Regions from separate parts of the Homo sapiens genome. Here region 2 is linked to region 1. Evidence: chromatin contacts called from ENCODE Hi-C or POLR2A ChIA-PET data. All regions are on one chromosome and are shown on one strand. The core of a region is the stretch at or near the end of the contact, and the rest is flanking DNA. Distances in the headings are between cores, read along the strand shown. Region 1 holds the start of THY1 (Thy-1 cell surface antigen). Region 2 overlaps NECTIN1 (nectin cell adhesion molecule 1).

Evidence for each region. A loop is a pair of places that touch in the nucleus more often than their neighbours do. ChIA-PET counts read pairs that join two places held with the same protein, here RNA polymerase II (POLR2A). Pooled maps may share reads with other maps.
Region 2: a loop to region 1 is called in a pooled map, with 2.1 times the contacts of the local background. The contact joins the enhancer-like site here to the promoter of THY1 in region 1. A Hi-C loop is called at or near these places in 1 of 50 pooled maps. POLR2A ChIA-PET finds 5 or more read pairs at or near these places in 2 of 52 experiments (RWPE1 and activated CD4-positive, alpha-beta T cell).

What each region holds. Positions count from the first base shown.
Region 1 is chr11:119,420,993-119,425,153 of GRCh38, reverse strand. THY1 (Thy-1 cell surface antigen) reads left to right here and starts at 1,982. Exons shown (of 4, transcript NM_006288.5): 1 at 1,982-2,041. All of the region lies in intron 2 of USP2-AS1 (USP2 antisense RNA 1), which reads right to left. RefSeq lists enhancers at 2,104-2,669, 2,670-3,236.
Region 2 is chr11:119,672,179-119,676,339 of GRCh38, reverse strand. NECTIN1 (nectin cell adhesion molecule 1) reads left to right here. Exons shown (of 6, transcript NM_002855.5): 5 at 1,030-1,181. Among named protein-coding and RNA genes, the nearest start is that of NECTIN1-AS1, 36 kb to the left of the region's middle. RefSeq lists enhancers at 2,142-2,191, 2,212-2,761. Within about 2 kb of position 2,464, at least 6 of the 41 ENCODE cell types and tissues checked have a DNase peak (open chromatin) inside an H3K27ac peak, as active enhancers do.

The DNA.
Region 1 (4,161 bases), core at 733-3,232:
GCTTGGGGACCCAGAAATTAGGCCAGGTCCTCATAACCTTATCAAAATAGCACTGCTAGGCCTTCCACCCAGCAACACTCAGAGACAGGGCCAAAGAGTGGGAAACGGAGCATCCAGGGCCTCAGCCAGCAGAGCCCAGATGCCTTCTGCAGTTAAGATCCCTGGACTCAGAATCAGAAAGCTGTTAAGCAGGAAGGAGTGCGCTGCCATGAAGAGGCAGACAGAAGCCAGAGCCAGTGTGTCTGGAATGCATCAGGTAGATGAATGGGAAGATGGCTGGGATGGAGTTGGAGGGAGGAGGGAAGTCAGCAGCCAGGGGCCAGGACATTCATGGCCTTAAAAAGTATCCTACAAACAAGAAGCCAGGTTAGCTCACCTATGAAGAGGGACAGTCTTACCAGATCATGTGTTAGAGTCCCCAGATCCTGGGGAGCGTGAGAAAAGTGCAGACTCAGCTGGCTCTAGTACTAGATTAAGGAGGTCCTAGGTGGGCAAGGCCAGCTGCATTTTTCATAAAATGCCCTAGAAACCTCTGCAGTTTACCAAAGTGAATAGCTCCTTTGGACTTAACCATCTGCAAGGCTCATTCCAGTTAGAGTGTTCCATCACCCTAAATGCTGGGAAACCAAGCGAATCTCCTCCCACTTGCAAGCTTCCAACAGTGGCTTCCAACAGTGCCACTGCAGTATCAGAAACTGCAGGGAAGGTGCCAGGGCTGACTTCCATGAAGAAATAGGAGAACAGGCAGGCAGACATTGGGGAGGCCCACAGAATGTCGTGATCAGAATTCATAAAGAGGCTGGCAGGATACAAATCAATCAAATAAACGTTAGTTCAAAAAAATTCACTACACCTGTGAGTGAGAGAAAGTCATCAGCACTGTCTCTAAAAATGAGCCTAGGGCTTCTGGTGACATCCAATCGGTGGGTTATCAGGAGTGCCCCAGGTGATCAGGAGTTGGCCTCGACTCAGTCCTTTTTGTGCTGTCTCCTCCTCTTTCCCAGAGTTCCTCTCTCTCTTCTCCCACTAGGCAGGGATGAGCAAGAGGAATGGCTCACCCTTGAGAGCTGGGGTCCATAGCCCAGGTCAGTTCTCCAGCTCTCCCACTTACCAGCCAAGACAGGAGGTGAGGATTGAGATGGGATGAACCCAGCAGGCGGCCATGGGTTAAAGGTCGCCATGAATGTAATGTGCCCAGCACAGTGCCTGCTAAAAGGCAACACTCCCTTCCTGGTCTGAAGACCAAACAAGCAGACTGTACTCAGGAAAGCCAGAAGAACCTTCCAGCTGTCTGGACCAGAAGGTGCCAGCCCAGGGGCTGAAGAAGACGTAATGCCCAGAGCAAAAAGCGCCTGCAGCCCCCTGAAGGGCTGGGTGCTCTGGAATAGATGAGGGGGCGAAATGGGGCTGGGGACCAGGGACGGACAGGGTGGGTCCAGCACCTGCCTCGCTTCCGAAGGGCTGCTCCAACACTGAAAAACACCCAACCAGCTTCCTTTCAGAAAGACTGGAATATTCCAAAACTTCTCACTGGAGGCTCCGGAGGAGGTGGGCTCCAGCTGAAAAGGAAATGTGGAGGCGTGGGCGCTCCCGGCCTGCATCCTGCACCTCTTACACTTTGGTTTTCCCACAGACTCCTGAAGAATAGGTCAGAAGAAAGGGTTAAAGCCTTAAAAGGGGAACAACCATTGCGGGGCTCAGGGAGGAGGATAATGTTCTTTGGGCTGCCGCACCCTGATCCCCGGGGTCCCGAACCCTCCCGTCCCTGGCCAGGCCTGCCAGCCACAGGGTGAGGGCCCCCTTCCGCCGCAACCTGCCACTCTCACACCAATGCGGGACCGCCTTCTCTTCCTTCCCCACCCCCCACCCCACCCTGCCGTCCTTTCTCCCCCAATCTCCGCCTCTGATTGGCTGAGCCCCCGGCTCCCCGCTCCCCCTCTCCTCCATCCCCGGTGAAAACTGCGGGCTCCGAGCTGGGTGCAGCAACCGGAGGCGGCGGCGCGTCTGGAGGAGGCTGCAGCAGCGGAAGACCCCAGTCCAGGTGGGAACTGGAGCCGGTGGGACCTGGGGCTCGGGGACCGCCGTCAGGCGCCCATGCAAGACTTCCCAACACTAGGCTTCGGGCCACGGTCCGAGGGCGCCCAGGGAAGAAGGGCGCAGAGCTTAGGGAGGGGCCTGCTTTCCAGGCAGGGGCGGGAGGGGGATGCTTCTGCAGGGCAGGGGCCGCGTGGCACCCTGATGTCTTTCGGGGAAGGCGCTCCCGGGCTTTCGCCCGCTGGGGGACTGGTGTCTGGGGCTGGGGCGCTGGAGAACAGGGAGGAAGGGCACCAAGGACAGCCTGTGGGTCTACATTCCACCCAGACGTCCCCAAACCCAGCTCGCAGAGGCGGGGAGGAGGACGGATGAAACTGCGGGGAGAGGATGGAGGATGGCGAGCTAGAGGGAATCTGCCGGGTGACCTCGCGGCGGGCTGGGTGCGGGGCACCGGAGGAGAAGGAAGCCGCAGTGCCGCAGGCGGGGACTGGGTGGAAGGCGGGCGGACGGGGGAGGGGAGAGCTGGAAAAGGATGAGAGAGGGGGAAGGGGGACTCATTTGGGAAAGGAGAGGATTGGAATACGGAAATGGATTAAGGATGAGGCCCGCCGGGGGCTTGAGAGGGAGGAAGAGCAGACCTTCTCTGGGTCTGGAGCCGCCTGAGGACACAGACCAGAGGAAATGAATACAGACTGCACCTCCCCAGCCGCTCTCCACCCCTCCCCTGGCTCTTCTACCCTCTCCAGCCCCAGACCCATTTCTTCCCTTTCTTGCTCTGGCCATTGCTCCCCCTTCCCCTCCTAGATCCCAAGCCCGCACAACATCTCAAACAAGAGTCCTCGATTCAAAAGCCAGATGCCGACCCCCCTTCCTCCTGGATCTGGCTCAGGGCAGCAGCTCCACCCCGGGACAGAGAGAGCATTGATTGTAGCTGCAGCCGCCGCGGGATCCTAGCCTCACCCGTCAAGGGGCTGAGCGCCAGGGACCCTGAACTCGTCTAGTGGTGCGCCCTGCGCACCCGGGCGCACTCAACCGAGGCAATGCCCTGCGCGCTCTCGCGGGTGCACGCCCCTTCTGTGGCCTCTCCTGGGCGAGCACTGCTCTGCAGATAGGCTAGACTACCGGCTCCGCGTCGCCTCGCCAAGGGTTGGTTCAGCCAAGGCTGCAAAAAACAAAAAAAGACCAGGCAGACAGCCTATCCAGGGTGGCTATTGAAACTGGGCTGGAAAACTGCAGTCCCAGGAACTCCAGAGAGCTGGACATTGGGAAGCATCCTTGGCTCACATACAATCGGAGATCACTATGTCTTTCTCTCCTCCAGGAACACGATTAGCTTGTGTCCTATCCAGATAGGAATAGATGCTCCCTATCTGGGAGCATCCTTAGCTATGGTGAATGGTATCTAGCCATCCACTGGGGATGGCGAGTGACTTAGGGATTTGTGTCTCACGTATATGAAGCAGTCATCGCCAGATGTTGGTTGTTTTTCTTAACCCCCATCATAACCCGGTGGGTATGTAAGATTCAGAGAGATTCATTCATTCATTCACAATAAATATCTTTGGAGTGTATGCTATATGCCAGTAATCTGCAAACGGAAACGGTTTTGAGCATTGGGGATTTTCTTCTGAACAGGAAATGGGAAGTCCCTAAATGGGGAGTCTTTGTTTAACAGATACAGAGTTTTACTTTGAAAGACAAAAAGAGTTCCGGAGATGGGCTGCATAGCAACGTGAATGTATCCAGCACTGCTGAATATACTGAATTTAAGTACTGAATTTAAATGGTTAAAATAGTAATTATTATGCTTTTTGTATTTTACCACGATTAAATTTTTTTTTTAAATACGAAGCCTCAGCCCTCATAGGTCTTATATTACCATACACTATGTTAATGTAAGAAGAGGAGAAAGAGTGGTAAAGTTACTTAAAGTCACCCAGCTAGTAAGTGCTCCATGGCCAAGCGCAGAAACACACCGTGACTGGGCTTGTTCTCCCTCCTTCCTTGCTTTCCCTGAGCAGGAAAGAGCCAGTGGCAGTATCATGTTCAGTGAGATGCAGGGACGAGAGGGGGAATGGAGAGAGGGACTTAGATGACTGCCATAGCCACTATGCCATGTTCCCAGGG
Region 2 (4,161 bases), core at 1,215-3,714, 250 kb before region 1:
TGAAGGTGTGAGTGGGCAGAGCCTGCTGGCTGGTTTCAGCTCTGTGGACCCAGGAGCTGCTAGGTTCAACAGAATAGCTTTGTGGCCTTTGAGGGTCAGGAGGAAGGAAGAAGATCCTTTGTCCTTGGCAAATTTGCAAGTCACTTCCCACATGAAAAGGTCCTGTGACATTCCCAGCAAAAACACAAAGTAGTGGAATGGAACATACTTCCTATCTCGTTACCTGAGTGGCTTGTCAAATACAGATTCCCAGGTCTTTGCCCCAGTGGTTCTGCTTCAGGAGATCTGGGGTTAGAACCAAGGCATCTGTATTATTATTTTTTTTTTTTTCTTTGAGACGGATTTTCACTCTGTCACCCAGGCTGGAGTGCAATGGCGCAATCTTGGCTCACTGCAACCTCCGCCTCCCAGGTTCAAGCAGTTCTTCTGCCTCACCCTCCCGAGTAACTGGGACTACAGGCGTGCACCACCACACCCAGCTAATTTTTGTACTTTTAGTAGAGATGGGGTTTCACCATATTGGCCAAGCTGGTCTCAAACTCCTGACCATGTGATCTGCCTGCCTCGGCCTCCCAAAGTGCTGGGATTACAGGCGTGAGCCACCACACCTGGCTGGCATCTGTATTATTAACCAGCTGCCCAGGAGACCAAGGACCAACAACCATGAGACGTGAATGGAAAGTAGAAAGAGCACTTTACCAGGAGTCCCGAGAATTGGCTGGAGCTCCCATGCTGCTGCCTGCTAGCTGTGGTTCCCTGGCCTTGAACCTCAGGTTTCATCTGTTAAGGGGGACCGGCACCTACCTAGCCTGCCTATATTCCCATATTATGATCAAATATGAAAAGCTGAATAATATAAAACTACCAAGTGAAAGAGATTATTATTATTATTTTTCTTCCTTCAAAGACAGACTCTACCACACAAGCTCAGCAAAAGGCTAGGGGGCCTGGAGCCAAGTGGGTGACCCAGGAACAGCTTCTTGAGGCTGGAGAGTCATAACCCTACGCTGTGTCTCCCACTTCCCACAGGCTAAATGGCTCTCTCCCCAAGGGTGTGGAGGCCCAGAACAGAACCCTCTTCTTCAAGGGACCCATCAACTACAGCCTGGCAGGGACCTACATCTGTGAGGCCACCAACCCCATCGGTACACGCTCAGGCCAGGTGGAGGTCAATATCACAGGTAGGAAGCTGCATCCTCCCCAGCCTCTCCGCACCCACGGGTTCCTTCGCCACCTGCATCCCTCACCTTTGAGCAATGCCACTGCAGGAAGATTATCTCCTTTTCCTGCTTCTCTAGTTCTCCCTTGAGCTCTGGCCATTGGTTTTGCTTTGCTTTTCTCTTTCTTTCATTAAAGGGTGCAAATGAGACAGTCAGGGTGACCCCCAATCAGAGAGGGGCAGGAGGAAGGCTCTGAGAGGGAAGAAGGAAGTGCTGTTTACAGCAATGCTGTTTTGGGGGCCAATAGAACCTGCCCGTAGATCTGCCAGCAGAACACGCTGTGGGATGCTGGCATGGTGGGGATAGGTTTGCAGGTGGAGCTCATCTCCTCCAAGCTCTGCACCTGTGGTCAAGGACCTCTTCATGGGCCAGAAAGTGAGGCTTACCTCAAGCAGGGAGACTGGAGAGAAAGCGAAGATGTAGCCCAAAGCCATAGTGCTTTGTGTGCCCTGCAACTGAGCTTTCCCTGCAGCTTTCTGTCAACTTATCTATCCGGGCAAAGGGAGGACAAGAGCTAGGATGTTCTGAGGAGAGACTTCACCTGGGACGTGAAAGGAGCATGGGCTTGATGTCAGACAGCTGTGACCCTGGACAGGGCCCCCCCCACCATCTGTAAAACGGGGACAGTATGATGTACCTTGAAGGGCTGTTGTCAGAATTCTACGTGATGTAAGTCAAGCACCTAGCACAGATCAGTCTGTCAATAAATGGCCAATGTTCCGTGATTATTACCCTGACCTCCATCATCATCATTATTATTAATGGAAGCATCAAAACAAGTCCACACAGGGGTAAACTGCCATCACAACTTCACATGGGGAGCGTCTTTTACAGTGGACCTGAGCTATCTGCAGGGTGACAGGGTGACCGAGTGTCTTAAAAAAGGAAGTGGTGTCCCACTGTGACTGAGATATAGGAAGTAACATGCTCAGGGACACAGAAGACTGGTCGGCAGTTGCTGGGCTCCGGCCACAAAGCCACTGCACACCTGCAAGCCACGAGGATTCATGAGCTCTGAGCCAGTGTCTCGGGAGTGGGAGACCTCATTTGTGGGTATATTTAGGACACAGCTGCAGAAAGAGCCACGTGAAGTTGTCCAGGGTCTGCGCCTACCTGTCCTCAGAGCCGTTCTGTCACGTCTCTCACCCAGGGGCGGGAGTGTGGAGCCACCTGCTGTTGTCTGCAATCCCTGGCCTTGGCCCCGAGACTAGTCATAGGAGGAGGAGCATCAGGGTTGGAGCCTGGGGAAAGCTGGGGGGTTTCCACGGGTTGGCAGGTGGAAGGGGCCGGTGTCACACACTTCTCCCCAGCGGGGAAGGTCCAAGTACAGCTCAAAATGAGCCTCATGGTTACCCAAGCTCCAGCTCTGAGATACTGGGGGAGTCAAGGGGGAGGTGGGAAGGGCAGGGCCTGTGTTCCATGTGGAGTGGCCATAGGGAACATGACCACCCCTCAGGGAGGCACTGTCACATGGGAGACAGCACAGACCTGGCCTGAGTGTTCACACACTGGCTCTTCCTAGCTGTGTGGCCTTGAGCAAGTGCTTCACCTCTCTGAGCCTTGGCTTCCTAACCTCTGATATGGGGATACTCACACTTGTCTCAGGCTTCTTACGATCATGCAGTACTCCCTGCGTGGTGATACCTTCCCCTGATGGTGGGCTATCAACATGTGAGGGGTGTGGGCTGGGGGCAGGAGGGCCGGGCCACCTAGGGTCCCAGCTGGAAGAGGGACACAACATGGCTCTTGCTGGCAGCCCCGTTAGGCAGGAGCCAGGGACGCATGGCACTCACTGAATCATTGATAGGCCCAGGCGCTGAGCGGCTGGCCTCTCTCGGAAGGGACTCTCAGCCCCCTCCAGAGGACTCAGGGAGTTGGCCTGAGCCTTCTCAGGGCTGTTTGTTCTTGTGCTCTCAGGCAATTTCCAAGCAGCAGCTGACCTCACCACCCTCCATTCCACGTCGGCCCGTGCCTGCCACATTCTCTGGGGAGCCCACCCCGCAGGGCACAGCCATGCCCTTGCTCTAAGCCCCACTGGTCCAGAGGGAATGCATGAGCGAGAGGGATAAGTGGAAATTTAATTTTTCATTCTGGGCATTCGTTCGGGTAATAACTTTACCCTGGGCACATCTGGAAAGGGAAATGAGGAGTGACTGGGGCAGGGCAGAAGGTGGGCAGCAGGGGGTGTGCTGGAGGGACACGCATATGCAGAACACGTGTGTGCTGGGCCACTGCACACCTGCGCAGACTCGCTTTGGCATGGCTTCTTGGGGACCTGGGCCCCTGAGGAAGGAGCACTGAGTGGTTGCTGGGAGATGAGTGAGTAGGCAGGGCTGGAGGGCGGGATGCCCAGGCCAGGGAAGCATGGGAAGGAAAATGGCTGGAGCAGAGTGGGCAGGGAGGAAGGAGCAAGGCCTTCTCTCTGTTGGCCACAGGGAGTCTCTGAAGGGCTCTCAGCCAGGAAGCACCGTGGCGAGGTGTGTGGGTTAGACTGAGCATTCAGGGGGCTGTGTGGATGGCACCGGCACACCCGTTAGGAGCTGCCACCATGAGTGAGTCCCTAGTGGGAAACAACAGGCCCAGGCTGTGGCTGTGGCGATGGGGGCACCGAGGAGATGGACCGGACAGAATCTGTGTGTGCTTCCGTGGGCACAGGCCCCAGAGAACCCCTTTCAGAGGCCCTTACACAGAGGAGCAGTTTCATGGGGTGGGCCCAGTGGTCACAAAATGAAGCTCCCTCCCTTCTCCCTCTGGGGTAATGACAAGGTGGGGAGAGGCCCAGGGTGCAGCCTCCACCAGACTGAAAAAAAACAGATGAGGCAGCCTCTATCCCTGTGGGTGTCGGGAGGAGACAGGCCAGGCCTCTCCAGCTGGGACCCAGCCTCTCGCCACTCCCAAGAGCAGGACAGGGAGGCTGCCAGGGTGTAGGATGTCCATCCCA